4 separate regions of the Homo sapiens genome follow, and regions 2, 3 and 4 are each linked to region 1. Evidence: chromatin contacts called from ENCODE Hi-C or POLR2A ChIA-PET data. All regions are on one chromosome and are shown on one strand. The core of a region is the stretch at or near the end of the contact, and the rest is flanking DNA. Distances in the headings are between cores, read along the strand shown. Region 1 has its middle 24 kb from the start of GLCCI1-DT. Region 2 overlaps UMAD1 (UBAP1-MVB12-associated (UMA) domain containing 1). Region 3 overlaps ICA1 (islet cell autoantigen 1). Region 4 holds the start of RPA3 (replication protein A3).

Evidence for each region. A loop is a pair of places that touch in the nucleus more often than their neighbours do. ChIA-PET counts read pairs that join two places held with the same protein, here RNA polymerase II (POLR2A). Pooled maps may share reads with other maps.
Region 2: a map with no recorded cell type shows a loop between it and region 1 (6-fold over the local background). The contact joins two enhancer-like sites. A Hi-C loop is called at or near these places in 29 of 37 single-sample maps with no recorded cell type and 8 of 50 pooled maps. POLR2A ChIA-PET finds 5 or more read pairs at or near these places in 2 of 52 experiments (CD4-positive, alpha-beta memory T cell and activated CD4-positive, alpha-beta T cell).
Region 3: a pooled map shows a loop between it and region 1 (6-fold over the local background). The contact joins two enhancer-like sites. A Hi-C loop is called at or near these places in 2 of 37 single-sample maps with no recorded cell type and 9 of 50 pooled maps. POLR2A ChIA-PET finds 5 or more read pairs at or near these places in 5 of 52 experiments (CD4-positive, alpha-beta T cell, CD4-positive, alpha-beta memory T cell, activated B cell and 2 more).
Region 4: a loop to region 1 is called in a pooled map, with 7 times the contacts of the local background. The contact joins the promoter of RPA3 here to the enhancer-like site in region 1. A Hi-C loop is called at or near these places in 2 of 37 single-sample maps with no recorded cell type and 8 of 50 pooled maps.

Annotation. Positions count from the first base shown.
Region 1 is chr7:7,943,298-7,945,997 of GRCh38, reverse strand. No RefSeq gene overlaps it. Among named protein-coding and RNA genes, the nearest start is that of GLCCI1-DT, 24 kb to the left of the region's middle. RefSeq lists a silencer at 735-784 and an enhancer at 995-1,204. Within about 2 kb of position 1,282, at least 10 of the 41 ENCODE cell types and tissues checked have a DNase peak (open chromatin) inside an H3K27ac peak, as active enhancers do.
Region 2 is chr7:7,814,856-7,817,555 of GRCh38, reverse strand. All of the region lies in intron 3 of UMAD1 (UBAP1-MVB12-associated (UMA) domain containing 1), which reads right to left. Among named protein-coding and RNA genes, the nearest start is that of RPA3, 98 kb to the right of the region's middle. RefSeq lists enhancers at 263-352, 1,221-1,410. Within about 2 kb of position 1,320, at least 3 of the 41 ENCODE cell types and tissues checked have a DNase peak (open chromatin) inside an H3K27ac peak, as active enhancers do.
Region 3 is chr7:8,189,180-8,191,879 of GRCh38, reverse strand. All of the region lies in intron 6 of ICA1 (islet cell autoantigen 1), which reads left to right. Among named protein-coding and RNA genes, the nearest start is that of ICA1, 72 kb to the left of the region's middle. Within about 2 kb of position 1,324, at least 2 of the 41 ENCODE cell types and tissues checked have a DNase peak (open chromatin) inside an H3K27ac peak, as active enhancers do.
Region 4 is chr7:7,717,285-7,719,984 of GRCh38, reverse strand. It overlaps RPA3 (replication protein A3), which reads left to right and starts at 1,378. Exons shown (of 8, transcript NM_002947.5): 1 at 1,378-1,470. The region is part of intron 2 of UMAD1 (UBAP1-MVB12-associated (UMA) domain containing 1); the gene reads right to left.

The DNA.
Region 1 (2,700 bases), core at 33-2,532:
AAACAAAGATGATTTAGGCAGCTGAACGAGTCACAGGCCCTAATGGAGAGATCTATTATAGGCTGTACAGCCTTGGGAAGGGTGGAAACCCCATCACTTGTGCCATTTACAGTTGGAAAAGCCATTAAAAAGTAGATCAGCCTGTTGGAGAGGGAAAAAACACCGCAGGTCCTCAGAGAATCAGTGGGATGACTTAATAGGTCTTTTCCATCTCAAATTACTGTGATGTAGTTTGTACGCATGGGGACCTGAGGTTCTAGAATAATTTTTCCAGCATTTGGGCTTCTTTACTATTACTACAAGGCCTCAGTGAAGAAATGATAACGGGTCATGGAATGCAGTTTCTGCATTGTAAGTGGAAGCCCACAGTGTACTGATGCTTTAGTATGAAGGCAGGACTGACTATGGTAAGTTTCACATTGTGATGTCAGTGTAAATAAATAAAAACACAATACCAATTAAGTCCCAAAACAACATACATATATTGACTGAGACCAAAGGCAGAGGGAAAGGACCTTTGTCACAGTTAGATGGTGGCTGAATAAATGAAAATTCAAGTAGTTTATTCTCTCATCTAGAAAAATACATGTCTAAATACTTAAAAGTCTATCTTTACAAAAAAAAAATAAGAAAAAAAATGGCCTTAAAACTATCAAGAAATATTTACTGTGTAGGAACTTTAGGACCCACATTTTGAATGTGTGCTGTATTTCTGTGCACAGCTGCAGTTGTAATTAGCAACTGACACATTCCGAAACCATGGTGGCCCAGAGGAGCACATATGTGCACAGGCTGTGCCAACCTGGGGCAATAACTGCAACTGAAAGGAACGGGCACAGCTTGGTCAGATGGAAACTGGGGCAGGCAGAGAAGGGCTGGTGTTACTGTGATTACTAGAAGGAGCACAGCTGTGACCATCTCAACCCTTCTCAGCCAGAGGATGACACGGAAGCAGGGGACAAAAATGGTAAGAGGGTGACAGGAGGGAGAGGCAGCAAGAAAGAAAGCAAAAGAATCCAGAGAGGGAAACCCACAGATGCAAGCTCTTTGCAGGTGGAGTATATCACAGATCCTGATAAAAATATTGTATGTGGTTGAGCACAAGTGAAACTTGGCGTTCTAGAAGACTGAAGTTTGCAACAAAAATTCAGGGTTTGACCTACACCTGACAGATATAGGTCAACCCTCATCCTGCTGCTCTCAGCAGCTGTAGCCAATAGGAGACAGTGCTGCCCAGCATGCCGGTTTAAGCTGCTGCTAATAGAGGGAAATCAACGTAACCCCATATTTCCTGCCTCTGCAGTCCTCACTTGTCTATACATGGCCAACTCAGGCGCAGGCAGAGCTGCTGGCTTGCTGTAACTGCTGGATGACTGATAAGTGGAATCTGGTGCTAGCATATATATTCCCACCTCATCTAGCTAAAAAATCTTTTGTAAAGCCTTTTAAGGGAGGACCATTAAAATTCAATTTTCCCTCATTAACCTAAATGCTTTCTTAAATTCATATAACCAGAAGAGACGTACTAATTCTTCACACCAACAGAACTTTAGAGATGTTTAGAGAGAGGAAATTCCGTGACAGAGGCCTATTTTTGAAAGGATACAGCAAAGGTTAAGTGACTTATCCCATGTTACTTAGAGGTGATAGTTAAGGCAGAAAGCGAACTGAGGGAGTGGTCTGAGATAAGTGAGGAAATTATGAAATTAAATCTGAAGAAAGAACATCATCACCAAATCACATTGGGTTAAATATCTATTGGAAATCCCAATTCAGTAACACACATTCCTTTATCCTACATGTTCAGACTAGTGTTAAAAGTGACTTCAGATATTTCCTATGCTCATGTTTTTTAAAAAAAAGTCCAACCATTCTCCTCAATGAACATGACATTAAATCAAGCTAAGTCCAGTCACATGGTCTCAACTTTACTCACTAAAGCTAGCAGGCAAGGGCCTAGTGAGTTGAATTAGAGGTTTAATTAGAAGAACAAGCAATAAATGCTAAATGTTCTGTTGCAACTGTGTAACTTTCTGTGGGATTTTATGCCTTGTATCTTTTTTCCTGAATTCCAGACCAACGGGGCTGCACTAGAACCCCAGAAGCAGAGAATTCCATAACTCAGACTCTTTGATTCAGATATTTTTCTTTTCATCACCTTGAGAGAGCAAATAAATCCCCCAAACTACTTTTCCCACCTCTCAAGCTTCTAGAGGATATTCTTGACTGGAATTTGTCCATGTTCTTAAATAACAGGTTACTTCACGTTCTTTGTGTTTAAATAAATGTAATTAGGCCTGTTTTTAAAAACTATGGAAAATATTAAAAAGAAAATTAAAATCATCTATAAACTTACCACTTAGTGGCAGCCACATGAACATTTTTGTGTTTCCTTATTTCTACACATATGTATACTTTCCAAAATTTGTCATAAATGTTTTAAAGGTGCTTCATATATTGCCAAATTGCCCTCCAGAAAAGTTAAATCAATTTATAATCCATTTTCAGTGAATGGTGTAATTTTAAAAGCCAGCTTTAAATTTGAGTTGAAAAATGATGCCTCACAGCTGTCTTTATTTTCTTCTATCTCCCTCAATCCTAAAGTTGACCATTTCTTTCCTATGGTTATGGCCAATTACAGTGGACATCGTGTTTCACTCCTCAACAACAATGTAGTTTCTGGAATTGACCCCAGCTCTC
Region 2 (2,700 bases), core at 71-2,570, 130 kb after region 1:
AAACTAACAGAAACTGTTAAGAACCTGGTGAGAATAATTCACTTCGGAGAGATGAAGTAATGTTTCAAATATATTCCCATTACTCTAGCACCGAAAGGTAAGGAGGTTATCCAAAGTTAGAGCTTTTCATGGTTAAGAGTAATACTTAGATAACAAGTTCTTCTGTCTTTTGTCTAGTCTGACTGTTCCTGCACACATCAAACATTAAATATTTATTGAGTGGCTGATGCATGCCACGCACAGGGAACAATGATGAGTCAACCCGAATCCCCACTTCATGGCACTCCTGGTCAGATGTACAAGGTGTTAAGGGACCAGAGGGGAGACTAAATGGCATTGAAGATGAAAGATATTTGAGCAGGGGTTTGAAGGATGAACAGGAATTTGCTCAGTGAACACAAGACGTATGGGATAAAGTTCTTCAGAGAAGTGACAGAAATTGCACAAACTTCAAGAGAAAGGAATATACTCAAGAAATGGTAAGAAACTCTGTATGGTGACACAGAACAGACCTGAACGTTTACACAGAGGAGCAGGACCAGACCACGAAGGACCATATATGCACAGTAGACACAAATTACTGGATTTTATCCTACAGGCAGCTGAAGAGCCTCTGATGCCATCAAGTAAGGCAACTACATGGTCAGATTTGTGGGTGAATGGATTGAATGAAAGTAGGACTGGGCATTAAGGGCTATTACAAAAACTCTTTGTAATAATCCATGTGAAAGATAAGGCCAGAACCACTGTAGTTGCAGTGGGGAGGTAGAGGAAAGGACAGATAAGCAAGGTAGCCAGAGGAGGTAGAAATAAAGTGATTGGTGATCAATTGGGTTGAGAATGAAAGAGGAAGAAGTCAAAGATAATTCCCAGGCTTCTGACTTGAGAAGATACACCTCCATGCCAACTCATTCTATCAGCTTTCCTTTTGGACTTTGGCTCACTCAGATTGGTCACTGCTGCTTTGCCACATTCTCTTTGTCCCAAAGAATGTCCTTGAATGCTACCGACACTGGTGGCATATATCCCAAGGCAGTCATTCCCACCTCTGAGTGGCGGTGATAAGAGAGAAGCACCACTTCTTCCTCTCCCGGCCTCATCTCTACAGCCTTCAGCAACTAACAGCAGCAATCTTTTATAGAACACTCAGTTTAGTTCTGCACACAAATCATTGAAGTCAATATATAGTTATTGTGGACCTCACAGGAGAAGGCACTACGGAAAAGAGAAGCAAAGTGAAACAGCAGGTTTCTGCAGCGTTATTTATATAGTGGAGACAGGAAAACAACACGATGCAAAGCATAGGTTTTGTGGTTAGTCAGGCGCAAGTCTCAATTCCGGTTCCATTAATGTTACTGTTTTTTTTGTGACCTTGGGAAATGGGTATTGTTGAGCCTTGGTTTCCTCCTCTATAAGATATATAGATAATATTGCCTACCTCGTCTGTAAAAATTAATGAGTTAATACATGTAAAGGTCCTACCAGCATTGTGCTTAGCTTATCCAAGATTTTTTTTTAAATTAATGTCCTTCTTTATTTCTTGTCCCACTATGACTACTCAAAGACTTCGTGGCCCTAAATAGAATCCAGGCATCACTAATGAATGCTTCTCTCTATTTGTCCTCCCCCACCTCCACTGATATCTATTGTTGGACAAATGAACCTTCTAAAAGCAAAATAGGTTGATATCTATGTCAGAGACCTCTTGTAGCCTACCCAATATTCATCCTTCCTTTCATCTTTAATAGAATCCTGATTTTTCTGGGGGTAGTAGCAAAGTACCAAGCTAAAGTAGGCTCCTTACCAGGCTCCCGTGCCACTAGGGGTGGCCATATGTTATAATATGGCCAGTAAAACTGTTAGAGATTTTTTGAAAAGTTTCTGGACACAGTTTTATTCTCCCTTTGCTGTCTTCCTCCTTCCTGCTTCCTGGAAAATAGATATGATGGCTGGAGCTGCAATAGCTAACTTGCAACTATGAGGAACTATAGGACTTTGGTCTTAACATTCCTGAGCTCCTGAATCAATACTTTAACTACCTTCTATGAGACTTCTTGTCACATGAGAAAAATTAAGCCCCAAATTAAACCCCTGCCTTTTACTGTAACTCTCAATTGAGCATAATTCCTAAATGATTTAATCAATTCTACTCTACTCTGGCATGATTTTTAAGGCATTAACCATAATTTCCTTCCAATCTAAAAAGAAACTAATACTTACTGAGTATCTAGTATACATCAGATACTGTGTATATAGACATACAAATAAATATTACATATTGACTCACCAAATTCTTATAGTAACCCTGTACAATAAGTGGTAAAGCCAAGATCTGAGCTACAAGTCTGTCTGATACAGTTCACATTCTTACAGCTATCCATACTACAGCAAGGGTTATGAAAATCTGCCACTGTGAGGAACCATCACTCCCGAGACAATCTTTCTCTCTAAGTTAGAAAGGCACTTGTCCTACATCCTCTATACTGATATCAAAAATCCAACTGGTAAGCCATCTAAAAAGCATATCTAGGATTGAAAGTGTATACAGAAGGGAGACCATGAAGTGGCTGATGTGACAAGTAGTGAGACTTGCAAGATGCCTGCGGTACACCCTGCCCGAAAGCAGCTTGGCAAGGTTGATGACCTGGAAAGGAGGCTCCTTTCACCTGCATCTTCAAATCAATAAGGACCCTGAAGAAA
Region 3 (2,700 bases), core at 75-2,574, 250 kb before region 1:
ATTATGTTTAGTGTCTTTGTGATTTGAATTTTAATACGTTTCTTTATAATGTTCAAATTAAGAAATTAAACATCCAGTATATGAAAGAAGGAATGGCACTGAAAAAAGTGACATTAGTAGAGGTTTATATTGTGTTATAATATTATACAATATTATAATAATATGTAATATTACTATAGGCAATATGTATTATATAACACATATATACAGATGCTTCTTGACTTACAATGGAGTTATGCCCCAGTAAACCCATCAAGTTGAAAATATCCTAATCGGAAATGCATTTAATACACCAAACCTACCAAACAGCATAGCTTACCACAGGCTACCTTAAATGTTTTCAGAATGCCTACATTAGCCTACAGTGGGGCAAAATCATCTAACACAAAACCTATACTATACTACAGTGCTTAATATTTCACAGTAATTTATTGAACACTGTACTGACAATGAAAAACAGAGTGGTTGTTTGCGTACTTGAAGTACAGTTTCTGCTGAATACATGTTGCTTTTGCATCTTGGCAAAGTCAAAAACTCTAAGTCAAACAATCATAAATCAAACCATGGCAAATCCAGGACTGTCTGTACAATATTACAATACTGTATTTATGTTGTAGCTATTGTGATATAATTAGAATTATGTGCCAGCATGATTCTTTGCAAATTCAGTGAGACCTGGTCAATGTCTTTCAGATAAATTACCTAAGACTAGATGATAGCAGGGACATTATACATCAAAATAGTGATTTCAGTTACTCTCGTATAAAGTGGAGGGCAGGAACGATGGACAGCTATCATCTTAAAAGCTTATTGGAGTCAGACGATGGTTCCTCACATCTGCTGACCTGTAACTATGGAATAAACAACTCTGATGACCATTTGTTCATTATCATACTGGAGTCATGTTCCTGAGGAATTCCAGGGCAGTAAAAATTTAGAAGCTAAATGTTTAACTTTCCAGAATGTTTAATTTTTCTGCACTAAGTCAAAGCAAGGCTCATGGAAGCAAACTTCCTTGTTCCCTAAACACTCAGCCCAGAAAAATTGAGAGATCACACATGTAACCGTGAACTTTGCACTGTTAGATTTATAAACTTCACAAACCAAAAATAGTTTCTGTTGTTGATCCAAAAACCTCCATTCTAATGACAAACTTATGGTGGCTAAAAACCTTTTAAATGTTAGATTGAGTTCCTGCTTTGTCCCTCTGCATGTGATTGAGCCAGGTTAAGTTGATTTGAACCTGAGAAAAGAAACACATTGCCTCTGTAGGGTTTTCTAAGCCATCTGAATTGGTACTAAACCATTTCTGTGAGGTGTTAGAATCCTGCAGGGGGCACCAGAACATTCCAATGCAGTTGAACACATTTCATTAAGTCCAGAAGAGCTAACTGTATTACCTTATTATAATTGATTTCTCTACTGTAACGTTTTCAGTTCCATTAATATTATTTTTTTGTACATTTACTTTTACAACATTTGTGAGTTTATGGAATGTTTCTGCCTCTCTGAGGAGGCAGAGGAAGGAAAGAGATCATCTCTTGGATGAGTCCTTAGAAACTACAGCCATGTCTCCTCTGGGTAAATATGAAAGGTTTCAGCCCACTCGGAGAGTAAGGACTTTCCAAATGTTCCTAATCTGACTGCGGAAAAAAAAAAAACTGGAAGAAACTGAGAATTCAATTTACTTTCTTAGCCTTAAGGCTGTGTATAAGCTACCCTGTTATTATCATTATTAATAATAAACACAGTGAATGTCAGACAGGCACTTCATGGTAGATTTTTATATGAATTTTGTGCAAAAGTAAAGGGTTGCCAGGCTACTGCATAATATTACTCAGTTCTGGTCCAGGAGTACAAAATTCCACCAGGCCTCCTGAGCCCGTCCCTCCAATTAGTGGCTTACTTCATTACGAATAAAGAACCCTCATTACTGTGGGCCTTCAAGTGAAATAGGATCCCCTACCTCTTGAAATCCGCCTTTCTAAGTACAGACAGTTCCCAACTTACAAACAATCCACTTAAGAACCACCAAGGCATTCAGAGGCTGCTGTAGGCTCCTGCAGCTGCTGCCTGGGCCCCCTGCCCAGCCCCCCTGCCCAGCCCCCTCCCCACACTCCTGGTCTGCTCAAGGGAGCGCTGCCTACCCCCCTTGCAGAGCCAGCTGCCCACCTGCCCCTCGGACTGCAGGCTCGGAGCTGGGGGTTCAGTGAGGCCTCAGAGCTACCGCTGGTTTTATAGTTGAGCTCAGCTATGGGGTAAATAGGCTTTTGTGGCCTGGCCTGGGAACCGAACCACCATTTAAAAAAAAGAAGAAGAAAAAACCTGCCTCCATGGGAAAATGTATTCTGCATTCCCAATAGCCAGCCAACAAATGTTAGAATGACTGTGGGGGCTGTCTTCTGTCTTCATGCCCCTAGCAGAGCGAGGAGGCGAAAGAATCCGCCTGTGTGTTCTGGGTTCTGGGTCCAGCTCTAGCACTAAACCCAACATAGGACCTTAGTAAGCCCTTTAACCTCTGTGTATCACATCATCTGTAAGACAATAGGATTGTACTAAATGAGTTATAAGCCTCCTTCTAGTATAATGACCCCAATTGATCAAAGCTCTACCCTCATTTTATTCATTCAGAGGCATTTTACTCAGGGCACATGCTTTGTGCAGGCTCTGGGCTTGGTGGGAATACAGTCAAATAATACA
Region 4 (2,700 bases), core at 129-2,628, 230 kb after region 1:
AGGCTCAAGTCCAAGTCAAACTGAGTACTTATTAAACACCTTTAATGTTCAAGACCCAGGGAGGTACTTCTCTGAATATGGAAAGGTTAGTGTACCACTTAAACACAGTACACTGATTTACCATCTCTTGTTTGTACAGAATTAAATAGTCTAGACAATTTAATTATTTTAATTGATCAGTGTAAGTTGTTGTGAACAATTCAGAATAAAAGCTCCAAGTACAAGTACTTTCTTTCCACATTATTCTTCTCATCTTCAGTTCACATATGAAAACTAAAGCCTCCTAAACTTAAGATTATAAAGTACTGCAAAGTACAGTAGTCACTAACGTGAAAAAAAAAACTACTACTTTCCATGGCTGTCTATAGCTCAACTCTCTGAAAAATATACAGTCGGTTTGAAGTCTTTTGTGAAATCCCTTGTGAGACTCTACTGTTGACTGTGGTTAGAATACATTCAAAAGTATAATCAGATTGCATCATCACCATCACCTGCTCAGAGGCAAGTTGAAGAAACATGTGCTCATGAGGCTGAAGCTGGCTTATTGTACTACACTCTCATGTGGGCTTGCCAGAGAGATTAGTCACCATTTTGCAGCTGGTTTCAAATTCAGTTGCTGCGATACAAGTGCAGATGCAATGGCTTACCCTAATTATATTGCTCCAGTTTAATCTTTCCATTTGTAGCATACTATATACTGGATCAAATTCAAGACTCTGGATTGGTTTCAAATAGAAGAGATTTCAAAATCACACATTTGTTATCCTCTCCTAAAGCTTGCTGATCATATTTCATCATTGTATCTGCTAGATCTTCTGAATTCACCCTAAAGGTGTTTTTAGCTCTCTAAACCATCACTAAATCTTGATAATTAATAAAAATGCAGAAAAAAACAGTTCTTAAAGCTTTTTTTAACACAATAAAAGGAAAGTTATGTCATCTCCAAAAATACTCATATGTTTTTTAAAATTTCAATTTTCTTCCTCTTTGGAATTAAATATATGAGCAAATTCTAAGGAAATTAATTGTAATCAGTGGTTTCTAAACTTAACTGATGGTCAAAATCACTTGGGAAGCTTTAAAACACACATACATTTCCCCCACTTCACCCTGTACCTGTTGAGTCATAATTTAAAGAGGTTTCTTTTTAAATTAATCTAGAAGTTAAATAAAGCTAATGCTGGTATTGCTTCTGAGAGTCAGAAAGAAAAAAGAAAGGTTCCTGCCTATCTCATGCAGGTCTTTTTAACTGCCTGCTACTGTCCATATTTAATAAATGCCATCTGTCAAGAATGATGTCTATACAAAGAGATGATGTAATCAGAAGAACTTTAAAATAAAAGAAAAAATAAAATCCTAGCATCATCAGATCCACAGAAGCTACTCAGATAAGAGGCTCCAAGAGGACATTTTTGGATGTGAAAAACAATGAGAAGGAGGACAACACACATTTACAATCGTCTTAATTTTGTAAGTATCTGTTTGAATTTGTTGGATACATAGTTTTTTCCTTCAAAATAACTTAAAGGTATTATTTTGAAGACACACATAGTCAAGTTTAGATTATGCATTTTTACTCCGTTCTTATTCATTTGTTCCATGCTAGTGCTGGGAATATGGTGGTAAGAACAGACAACCCATGCCCTCACTATGCATACAGTATCATCGATGGCATTATAAAAATATCAAAATAGTTTTATGGTTAAAATAAACTATAAGAAATTCACATAAGTATATTTCAAAATACCCTTGGGGATAAAAATAACACATTCAAGTTACAGCTGACACATTATTTGGAAAAATCACTCAAGTTCTGCAATTTCTTCTTCCCAAATTAATACCAGTTTTACTTTCTTATCTGATCTAAAATTTATAACTTATTATACAACAATGTGAAGTTAATAAGTGAATGGTATATCACAGGTTATTCAACACACTGCTAAAATTAAAAATCATTGTGTCAATTCTAAAAACTAGATTTCCCTAAACTCTAAAAGCTACACAACTATGACAAACAGAATCTACAGCACTCTGTGACTCTTAATATTACAATTAAACATCAAGTTTATTAATAGAAAAGTTTGGTAAACAGATTTTCACATGACATAATGTGTCAATTTGATAATTATGGCCAATCATAAACTTAAGCATAAAAGGTGATGGTAAGATAAAAACAAAATCTTGAGGACAAAATTTCAAACTCATGCTCTCATCCAGGCCAGAGTTCCTGAACTATACAATGACAAACTAACTTCTTTGTTAAACTGCATTTTACTCTTTACAAATACAAGTAGTTTTCCAAATACTCCATGCTGTTGATGCCCCAAAGTGGGAAAAACAGATGAATTAAATAAATAGAGGCCATGTTAGCCAATGTGATTGAGACCATTTCTTCATTTAATAAAAAAATCAGTTAAAGTGGGAAATCATAAAAAATACATGCATACCTTAAACATTTTACTTCAAAACAATAAATCATATTCATTTAATAAAGTAAATACTTCTGAAGTAGCAGAGTTGTCTGAGGTAAATACCTGAGGTTATCGTCTCACGCCAAAGAAACTGAAGGACGAGGACACACAAGGAGTGAGTTTAAGAGTGGAGTTTTAATAGATGAAAGAAACAGGAGGCTGGGCGAGGTGGCTTATGCCTGTAATTCCAGCACTTTGGGATGCTGAGGCAGGCGGATCACTTGGGGTC